Regions from separate parts of the Mus musculus genome. Here region 1 is linked to region 2. A link is a loop called in an ENCODE intact Hi-C map of the cell type or tissue named here. Cell type or tissue: heart. All regions are shown on one strand. Links, peaks and the distances in the headings refer to the core of each region. The heading gives the core; the rest is flanking DNA.

Region 1 (5,377 bases), core at 154-5,153, 120 kb after region 2:
AGTGAGATGGGCCCTATTTTGTCACCTACATTTCCCAGCATGCCTGTCATCTGTTCCTAAGGTCTGAGCAGCCTCCACGGCAGGACTAGGAATCTGATTGCCCTCTGCCTCCTTGCTCTTGTTGTTTCTCTCCCACCAGAAGGCAATACTGTCTAAAGCTGCACACTATGTGTGTCACGTGGTGCCCCACAGGATGGACTCAGGGATGCTGAGTCACACTCAAAGATCGCCTTTCCTGCATCAGTGAGGATGCTTTTGCTAGCTTAGAGCAATCCTACAGGGAAATTATGGTTTCTAAGATAGGAAAAAAAATCCCTAGATCTTCCAGTGAAAATATCTTTCATATCCTAAACCAAGATAAATCCAGAGTAGCAAGGGCCAGCATTCACTGGATTCTGGCAAAGGCTGCAGCCCTGAGGAGCGGCTAGCGTCCTATAGCTCGACATCTGAGTGTCCTTCACCACTTGCCTGGCAGACTGATCCAAGTCACATGCAAATGGCAGGTTTCCAAAGATGGCGGCCCCTGCTCTTCCACTAGCAGAGCTAAAATATCCACTGGGCAGTTCACGTGCACATTGAGCTTTGTGAGAGTAAACATTATCAGACCTGTCTTCCTTACTTAGTCTTGGGAAAGTTGAAAACCACTCGTGGTTCCCAACTCATACTTTGGTTTGCTTCAGAGAATATGTGACTCCTGCGCTTCTGAGAGGTAGACGGGGCAGAAAGAAAATGGGAAAAATCCCAAATGCCTTTGAGGCTCAGTTCAAAGCTACCTTGTTTGTTTTTTGATGATCCACTAATGACACCAAGCTAGCAGGGAAAAGGAAAGGTGGAAAGTGCCTGCCTCTTATCTAAAGAACTTTTAGGGAGGATAGGGTAATTACTTAGCTGTGCAAAAACTTGAAGAATTGCTCAACTCCGGCTTTTCAATAGCTCAGAGCCCAGAGCTCAAAGTATCTAATTCTTACACCAAGCAAGCTTCCTGCAGTACGGAGCTGAGGCGTGTGGCACACAGTGGGCTAGGTAGCTTTAGGCCACCGGGGCTTCCCTGTGTCTCACTGTCACTGCCTGCCCAAGTGGACTGACTGTCATCAGCCAGGGAAGTAGAGTAGGCTAGCCCAAGTCAGTCAAAACAGCAACAAAGACACAGGAGAAGTTTGGCTACTAGACAGTGGCCCTGTACATTTCCACCCCGAGAAAGTCATCTGTCTGACCCTGGGTAAGTGCAAGAGTGGAGAACATTTCAAGGTCCCGTGTTTGTGTTGTCCAAAAACACCGTTAGTGTTTCAGCACTAAACACTCCTAACGGCAGTGTTTCCTTGGATCATTGGCATCAACTGTGGCTCATATCCAAAACACATCCAAGCCAGGCTGTCCCTGTGACCACATGAGATCTTGGAGAACTTGACAAAAAGGTTCTTCTTCCAAGTGATTAAAAATTATGTATCAGTTTATGTGTGAGAGAGAGAGACAGAGACAGAGACAGAAACAGAGACAGAGAGAGATCCATGTCACATGGCTCTACCTCAGTTCATCTTTCCCTGTGCACTCCTGGAGTTAGCTCATTAAGGAGATGCTCTAGTCCGTTCTGTGAAATGAAGTCAAGTCTTTCTCTCACGTTTACTGGCCTATGTCTTGATGAAGACACACCCACTCTGGGAGCCTCTTTTTGAACTAGAAGTTTGTGGGGACTGTACGAATTTATCCATGAACACGCACCCCGTAAAGCACAGAAGAAGTAAGCGAATCCAGTTCAAGGTCACTACCACTGATCTCTTCTGTGCCCACGTAACACCCTGAAACTATCACGTTGGACACAAAAAGCACAAACAGCTTGAATGGCTATTTCCTTCCTCCAGCGAGGAAGACAAACTCTTCCTTCAGAAGCCTGGCTTATCCTATGGACACAGTTCTCCAGTAGAACTTCCTACTATGACTAGGTACCCGACAACACAACCCCAAAGTTGATGAGAATCACGAAGCCTCACAAAATCTATATACACAACAGGTGAAATTTCATCAGTCACTACAAGTTCTACACCTGACCTCTGTTGTTGTGCATAATTCTCAACCTGCTAGTGTCAGGCTCCGAGTGGGGAAGTGTAGGGCATTTCTAAAGTCAAATGTCTCATTTCAGAACCTACAGCATGGTGGTTGACAACCCCACGCTCTACTCTGCAGCAAGTAGAGGCAAGGGAGGCGGACTACTGACTGCAGGGTGTGGGGCCAAGTCTCATTGTTAGCTTAATTCTTCTGCTAACAAAAGAGGATGCTATTTCCTCTTAGAGCCCTAGTATCGTGAGGGGGAGCAGACACCTACAGCCCCAAAGTGCAGGCATAATGGTCCCCATATCCCTGCTTCTGAAGATCTTAAATAGAGCCTGCCTGGTGGCCACTGTAACCTCGACAATGGAATTCCCGGGGGGATGGGGCAGGGGACTATTCAATAATGCTTTCTTCTTCTCTTGCTCAAGAGAGAGAAAGAGGAAAAAAAAAAAAGTAAAAGTATTTGCTTTTGCCCTGTATGCCGCAACAATCTTACTACAAAGAAGTCAGTGGAGAAAGGAACTCCACCTCCAAATGCTACTATTAGAGTAACAATTCTGAAGCCCACAGCCAGCGCACTGGAAGCCAGCGGCTGACAGAGACTGATGGTGCTGCTTAATCATCTTACCCACCCACGGCCTACAATCTCCCAGCTTGTCTGTGTGCAAGTTGGCCAGACCCCCACTCCTCAAGGCCAAAGTCTGATATTCTCAGAAGGACAGGGTCTGCTCAGAGTCACGTGAAGCCTGGCCAGGAGGATGGAGTTCGGGGGGCCTTCCCCAGTAAGAATGCCAGATTCCAGCCTCGCCGTGGAGCTGTGCAGCCAACATCCGGGAAACATAAGAATGTTGGAACCGCTGCTCGCGATGCTTCCTGCCGAGCTCCTGGCATATCTTAACATACTGAAGTTAACTCAGATTTGAAAATCTGTTTTTTTTGAATACTTGCCTTTTCCCCTCTGGTGGCTTGATAGTGATACTCTGGGACAAAAGGACTCTTTGTGAGCTTTTTATGAAACACTGCAGCTGCTCTTTGCTTGATCTTAACCCCACTTTATCATGTAGGATACCCTCCATCCAACAAAAACTTACTCCCAAATTTAAATGTCCATCGAACATATAGATTAACAGCTTGGAAGGGAGAGAAAAGTCTACAGTGTAAGAGTATATCCATTTTAAACGAGTTCACAAAAATAGAGAGGGAGCCAAGCCAGTCTGTCCCTATGACCATAAAGAGCCAGGGACAGGATGAAGCTAGCTGTTCTGGGAAAAGATGTACCTCATAGGCGGTGGTCATCGTGGGCTTATAGGATACGTGGTTGGCTCTCCTCAGTTCCTTAATGGTTTCTGCCGGCATGGACTTTGAGAATCCCAGGCCACTCCACGTATTCGTAGGTGTTCTGACCTCAGTCACCACTGGCTTCTTTAACATCGCTTTGGAAAACAGAATAGAAAGCAGGTGTGTATTTAATATAATTCTGAGGGGGAACAAGGTTTCTTCATTCTATGAAAAAGTTACAGCTTAACATTCCTTAACATAAAATGCCTAAGAATAAAACATTTTATCCAATGAAAAATAAATGTGGAAAGGCCTGCAGGATTCCTTAATTAGGCTCATGTATCTCACAAGATACATTTTACTTCGGCAGAATCCGTGCATCATGAAATCAAATGTTTTGGGTTTCTTGTTATAAGCACCTGTTTTTTTTTTTTTTTTTTTTCAAAACACTGGGAGAACTTTAAAATGAAGGGGTACTGAAAGACAGGGTAGGAAACACTCCTTGGTCACTTACCTTTGGTGGCTAATAGTTTCTTCTGCTCATAATCAAATGCCTAAAAAAGAAATACAGAGAGAATGGCTTTGTCACCATTTTCCAGAGCATCCTACCAATAACTCCTGACTCTGCTTGACTTATCAGCTAAGCTCTGCATCATGGGACCACAAACATACAACACAAGTGTGATGAACTTAAACACTCCTTCAAAACCAACTGAAATAATCTACTTTTGTCTAACTTGACGTCAGTGGCAAGAGTAGGGAATTTCCCTACATAATTAAATTCTCATTTATTAAGAGTATCTTCCACATCAGGACTATTGTTTGTAAACATGAAGAGCCTAATAGTTGCACACGCATCAAAGGAATATGTCACAAAATGGCCGCAAGCAACGGTTGTCTCTCCCTCTGTCTCAGCATCCTTCTTTACATAGGTAAGCAAAATGGTTACTGGGATGATACTAATATCACACAGGAAGTTATCAACCACACTGCTAAAGTCTTGGCTTTTGAAGTAGATAACTGCAACAATCTAGTTTTGGATACTAATGATGGAGTAAGATTAAACCTATATACCCTGGTACTGCACAGACCGGAGGACCACAGGTCCATGCTAAGAAGATTAAACAGCTAACTAGGCAGAAACCAGGACGACTGGCCTTTCTGAAGCAAGCTATGCCTGCATGGTTACATCCCAGATGCTAACCCATTCCCACCTCCCCAGTCTAGAGAACAGATAAGACTTGATTTAAGGACCTAGCAGGAAGATCAAGAACCTACTGGCAAGAGCTCTTTGGCTCGTCTCCCAGAAGTCTGTACCGGCATATATAAGGTTCCCAGGTTATCATAGTCTGGAACAGAACACGGAAGAGGGTGCAAAGAGCTAAGAATAACCTTGGGCCAGATGATAAACAGCAGCGGCCCAGCACACACGGTAGCATTATAAATATGGTGGTACCTCTGAGAGCCTGGTTTTTAGATGACACTGTTTTATGACATTGGGGGGGGGGACTTAAAATTGAACTGGAAGTTAAAAATCAAGTTTAATTCTTAGGGGCAAGGTGTAGGAAAACACAGAGGAACTACTACTTAAAGACTGTGCTGAGCTCTGTGAAGGATTACAATGTATCAGACCTTGTCTGGAGTCTAAACAACTGGCAGTCTCTGGAGGACAAAGAAGAGAGATGTGTGAAAAAAGGAGTGCTATAGAGGCCATTGCCTTAGGGTGATGGAGAGATGGCTAGTGTCTTCAGTCATTGATAGAGGCAGGTTTTCAGTATGCCAGAGCTTACTAGGGATTCTCACGGATTTCCTGGTAATTTTGGAGCCAGATTTCCACTAATGGCATAAACACATCTTGTTAAGAGAGTCATTGTGAGAATACTGGCCTCCAACCTACGCGAATGAACCATAGAACTTACTCATGGGATCCAAATATGAGAACAAAGAAGATAGCAACCATGAGATGGCACAAGGGTCATAAAGGGAACTTGGTTGTTGTTTTGTTTGTTTTTTTAAACATTGATGTATTGTGAAAGCTTTGTACTCTGTCCAC
Region 2 (5,377 bases), core at 301-5,300:
AACTTCTGGTTTCTTCGGAAAGTTAGTCATGTCAAATGATGTTTTGCTAAAGCAGACACGTGAAAGGATATGTGATGTTTAGAAGGAATATAAATATGAGCCCACAGACAGTGGGACCTGGAGCATTGGTTCACTTTGCTTCTTCTTGTTATTCTTTGCTGACGACATGCATGTATTGGTTTACCTTACATTGTGTTGCTGAGCTTAGCTTGTGCTAACACCAGAGAGAAATTCACCAAAGAACTTCTCGGGAGGTTCTTGCAGCTTCTTGCCACTTCTGCTGACTTGGGCCAGTTGGTGGGCCTCACAGTTTCTTCTGGATGGACCTGCGGTTGCTGATTTGTGTGTGGTATCTGCAGAGTGCACCGGAGTGCAGCTGCTGGTTCAGGTGTGGTGTTTGCTAGTGGGCTGGACTGAGAACAGCAAAGACTGGAATCGCACCAAAGTACTATTTCTAAAGAGATCCACTTCCCCCATATCCTAATAACCTTTTTTTCCCCCACTACCTCTGGTGGGCTAGAGGGGAGGTTGAACCTTTATTAAAGTAAGTTGAGAAAAATAACACCTACAGTTACTTCTGGCCAGAGAATATATGCACAGCTGAGGGAATGCTGCAGGAACTGTAGAGGATGCTCATTGCTAGCTGGCTCCCTCTGTACCTTACATTCAGACCATTTCCCTGGGTAATGACGTCACCACCATCCATACTCAACTGGAACCTCCTTCATCCATGGCGACAAACAAGACAACTCTTCACAGAAATGCCCACAGATCCACCTTATAAAGACAATGACTCAATCAAGACCCTTATTTTTTCCTTTTCAGGCTGTGCTGAGTTGGCAGGCCATGGTGACTAGAGCAGACATAGGAATCAGAATCCTTCTTCCCCAAATGATAGAACTAGACTGCTCCTTCCAGAGAATAAGCCACAAAGCCTCAACTGCTCCTTCCTTTCTTCTTCCTCAGGCAAGAACGAGGGGATACTGTATGCGCAGGACTTGGTAGGCTCGCCCTTTGTCTCCACCACTACGTCTAGTCCTCTGTCCCATCATTTCTAGAGTTCTTCTTCTTCATGGAAGCTAAGCAAAGAAATAATTTTCACAGGGTACTTAGGTTTTCATGTCTAAAACACACAAAAGCTTTAAGATAATTTATTTTGTTTTTGTCTTATTAATTTCTTTCCTTGCAGGAGTTGGTTGTGGTTTTCTTGGTACATAAGAGAAGGTATCTCCTTTTAGGTCCACTAAGACTCATAGCTTTCCTAGTCGAAACTGGCCTGGGCCTAGACTGACTCTCTCTCTCTCTCTCTCTCTCTCTCTCTCTCTTCCTCCCTCCCCTCCCCTTTCTTTCTTCCTTCCTTTCTTTCTTTCTTTCTTTCTTTCTTTCTTTCTTTCTTTCTTTCTTTCTTTCTTTCTCCATCGTATTCTAGGTACTGGGCTCAATCCTCAGGCTACTGAGATGAAAAAAATATGTATCTGAAGACAGTGCCAGGACTCTGGGAAGTCATCCTGAAGTACAAGAAGAAGGTCTGAAGGAGTAGCTCTCGTGTGGCAAAAAAGCTCCTAAAATTCCCATGTAGCCTGGCTGCTGGCTGCCAGGGTGGCAGGTTAAGTTAACTGAATGCATGAAGATGAATGAGGACTTTCTTAGCAAATCTGAAATTAACTGGGAGAGAAAATGAGTACAACTGATCCAATAGTAAAAATGAGAGATGGGATTGGCTCAGCAGTTAAGAGCACTGGCTGCTCTTCCAGAGGTCCTGAGTTCAATTTCCAGCAACCACATGGTGGCTCACAAACATCTGTAATGGGGTCTGATGCTCTCTTATGGCATGCAGGTATACATGCAAATAGAACACTCATATACATTAAATAAATAAGTAAATAAATGAATATGAGAGAGAGAGAGAGAGAGAGAGAGAGAGAGAGAGAGAGATCAACAAATAGCTGTTGAATCCATCAATGGATGGCTGAGTGAGCAAAGAAACGCAAGGTCTGCCTCAGTGGATACTTTTTCTCTCAAAGCATTTTTAGAGGTAATGGATTGCTTCTGGGTGGAATCCCCACCCAGGTTAACAGAAACAAACAATCTTAGCTTTGAAGTTCAAGGACCCATTGTTTAAAGGTAACATTTTTTTTTAATTGTTTTTCTATAGCTACCTTGAAACGCTCATTAACCACTGGGGACTACAGTGTCACCACGTAGTATCCGTTTCAGACTCTAATGCGTGTCTGCCATCTACTGGCTGTATAGATAGAGCTGCAAAATCTTCATCTCCTTTTATCTGTATGTCCATTTTCTCTGGAATTTTCTAAGTTGTTGAAGCCAGGAGGGGCTTAGATTCCAACAGGCCCAACCGTTTCATTTTCCAGCCATTTCCCGTGGAGTGCAAATGATTGTAAAAGTTTGTGTTATTAACTGGTGTAGCGGGCTCTGTTTTGGGTCTCAGTAACTCTGGACGCCAACAGATGCACATCTGGAGAATTGTGTTGATGTCAATAGTTCCTAGGGGAACGGTGAGACTGAGCCTTGTTCCCAGTTACATGCCAGGAATCTCTTACTCCTCCATAAAGCTCCTTGTATCTCAGAAAGCAAATCTGTTATTTTGTCCAAGGATTTCCTGGATCAGAAAACAGCTGTAAAAAGATCCCAAGAGGAGACGAGACTTGGAATTCGCACCAAAAATTTCGGCAAAGTTGTGTGTGCTGTGTGCCATGTGCCATGAGCGCTCAAAGCATCAGCTCAAAACATAACAGCCGCTCCTATTCCAAAATGCTATGCTCGCACATGGAAAAACTGACAAACTGAATTTGAAAGAGGCAGGAGCCAGAACACTCACCGGAATAGCCAGGCCTAGGGAAAGCATTCCAGGAAGATCTCAGAAGCAAGCCTGGCAGAATTGACTCTGGGAACGTCAAGTTTTGCAACAGGCACATGTTTTAATTTTTTAAGCTACCTCTTGAGACTGGCCTTAGCCATAGTCATCCTTTTATTATGTGGGTTGCCTGGAAAATGCCATTTAACGTTCCTGAGAACACTGCAGAGTCAAATCAAACCAAACATCTCAATACCAGCTGACAAGAATCTTGGCCTGTGACTCTCAAAAGCAAAAATGCTTCAAAAATAAAGAAAGGGAGATGGAGCTGCCCATGGAACCTTCCAGAAACAATTCTCTGAACCAAGGGCTCTGAACCTATTGAAGAACTAATAAGGACAAACAAGACAGTCATTTGGATCTGGGACTTGGGAAAGAAGCAAGGCTTATCGCTGAGGCAATTGTTGTCCTGAGAGACCTGGTGCAGATAAATGCTATAGGGTCCTAAAAGGTTATAACAAGGGAAAGTTCTTCTCTGTGTGTGTTGGGTGGGTGGGTGAGATCAGATTCAAGAGATTTGAATATTCATGTGTGCTCTGCATCCCCACCCTCCATCCCCAGAGAGGTCACTGTTGAGCCTGAATCCCTGTGGGCTCTTTATCTTAGCCCAATGCCTGTGGTCATGAACAATGCTGTTTCTAGATATCAGAACTCTAGAAGACTGATTACTAGAGAGACTGAGACAGAGACAAAGACAGAGAGACAGGGACCTTTTACTCTGAATTTCAGTGTCTGCTTTAAATGAGAGCTCAGAGATCTGGATGAATCATTCATGACCAGAGGGAAATTTTTAAGATCTGGCTATCACAGGGGCTGGGAAAATGGCTCAGTGACTAGGAGCACTGGCTACTCTTCCAGAGGACCCGGGTTCAATTTCCAGCAACCAAATAGCAGCTCACAAATGTCTATAACTCCTGTCCCATGGATGAATGCAGGCAAAAACACCAATGCACATAAAAATAAATCTTTTAAAAAAAAAAGATTTGGCCATCATTACTATTCCTCTTTTCCTACTAGGGAAGAACTCAAGAGTTCTTGGAAATTCAGAACTATAAATGAACTTGGATGCCTTGGATAGACTGGAGACAGAGCTAAATGCAAGAGCCCATTCTGTCGCAAGAGGGACATAAAGCATTCAACCTTTCTACCCCTGCCCTCCTGTCTACATCAAGTCGGTTGGGAGGATCTGGTACCTGGTACCCCCCACAAGCCTTCTCATATTTCCACGTCTGCCAGCATACTGCAAGATATATTGACCCCAGGTCCATTTTTATCATTCCCTGGCTCACAGTGTTATCTTACTATCCATCCATCAGCATAAAACAGATCAAACTAAACACATAGAGTTTACTTAAGATGCCAAACTCCAAGAAGTTATTGACTCGTGTCCTCCATTCCAAGTCCTACAGGTGAAATGTATGTGGTGGTGGAATTGCCATGCTGGGGACAATGTAAATACTACACCTTTATAGATCCTTGAGTGCACCCCATGCCAGGGGGGAGTTAACCATCTTAGGGGAGGACTTGGAGATCCAAGGAACTAAGGATTCCCACCCAAGAGAAAGCATGGGGTGTTAGATGCTGTGAAAGGAAAGAGAACTGGAGGTGGAGAGGAAATAAGAGGAGAGGCAGCCTTGTAAGAAAGACAAAGAGAAGCTGTTCTCTGCTTGTCAAAAAAAAAAAGTGTGTATGTGTGTGTGTGTGTGTGTGTGTGTGTGTGTGTGTGTGTATGTGTGTGTGTGTGATATTGATTCAGAGACCATACATCAGTGCTCAGTCCTGATTTTTAAAAAAAAGAAAAAAGAAAAGCAACACAGGATTAAGGTAAATAGAAAAAAAAAAACACCCAAGAGACCGACATTCAAAAGTTATTTTTATTTTTGTATTTTTAACAAAGGAGTAATTGAAAATATTGAGAGAAAATTAAATTTGAAACTTAATCCATAAACTCCTGGATTTGGGGCTGAGTAGTGAGCAATGTTTCATAAGTGGCTCATGCCTTGGGCAAGCATCAATTTCCTTATTTATGGAATTATGGAGATTGGATACTTATTCTCCAACTGTGGGTTATATTTCCTTAGGAAACTGTTGCTTCAAGGGGAGAGATTACCCAGGAGATAAGCTGACACACAGGAATAGCTTTGAAAGAGGGCAGAGCAGTCCTGAGAAGCGCTGAACCTTCTCAATGACTTCTTCTATAAAACACAGAGTAAGTTGATGAAAGAGCAGAGTTGGGAGTCACTTATATTATATAATCAAGGGCAGCTGAAGGGAGAGGTAAGGCATACGGCATTTAAAAAGGGGGAGGGGGTGCTGGCAAGATGACTCAGCGGGTAAGAGCACCAACTGCTCTTTCGAAGGTCCTGAGTTCAAATCCCAGCAACCACATGGTGGCTTACAACCACCCTAATGAGATCTGATGCCCTCTTCTGGTGCATCTGAAGACAGCCACAGTGTATTTATTTATAATAATAAATAAATCTTTGGGCCAGAGCAAGCAGG

The links. Hi-C counts contacts between places; a loop is a spot of excess contacts. Peaks named below come from ENCODE experiments on the same cell type or tissue, not always from the same donor. Only the 100,000 strongest peaks of a DNase experiment are listed, where the experiment ranks them.
Region 1: a loop joins it to region 2, with 2.5 times the contacts of the local background. A loop is called at or near these places in 2 of 42 quality-filtered maps.

The regions. Positions count from the first base shown.
Region 1 is chr10:70,937,162-70,942,538 of GRCm38, forward strand. Bicc1 (BicC family RNA binding protein 1) reads right to left here. Exons shown (of 21, transcript NM_031397.3): 16 at 3,839-3,878; 17 at 3,325-3,479. Among named protein-coding and RNA genes, the nearest start is that of Gm24486, 58 kb to the left of the region's middle. In heart, for the core only: no CTCF peak of the experiment used is centred there; DNase peaks (open chromatin) are centred at 500 and 2,780.
Region 2 is chr10:70,812,293-70,817,669 of GRCm38, forward strand. No RefSeq gene overlaps it. Among named protein-coding and RNA genes, the nearest start is that of Gm40689, 16 kb to the right of the region's middle. In heart, for the core only: a CTCF peak has its summit at 2,247 (motif pointing left); DNase peaks (open chromatin) are centred at 2,509 and 2,649.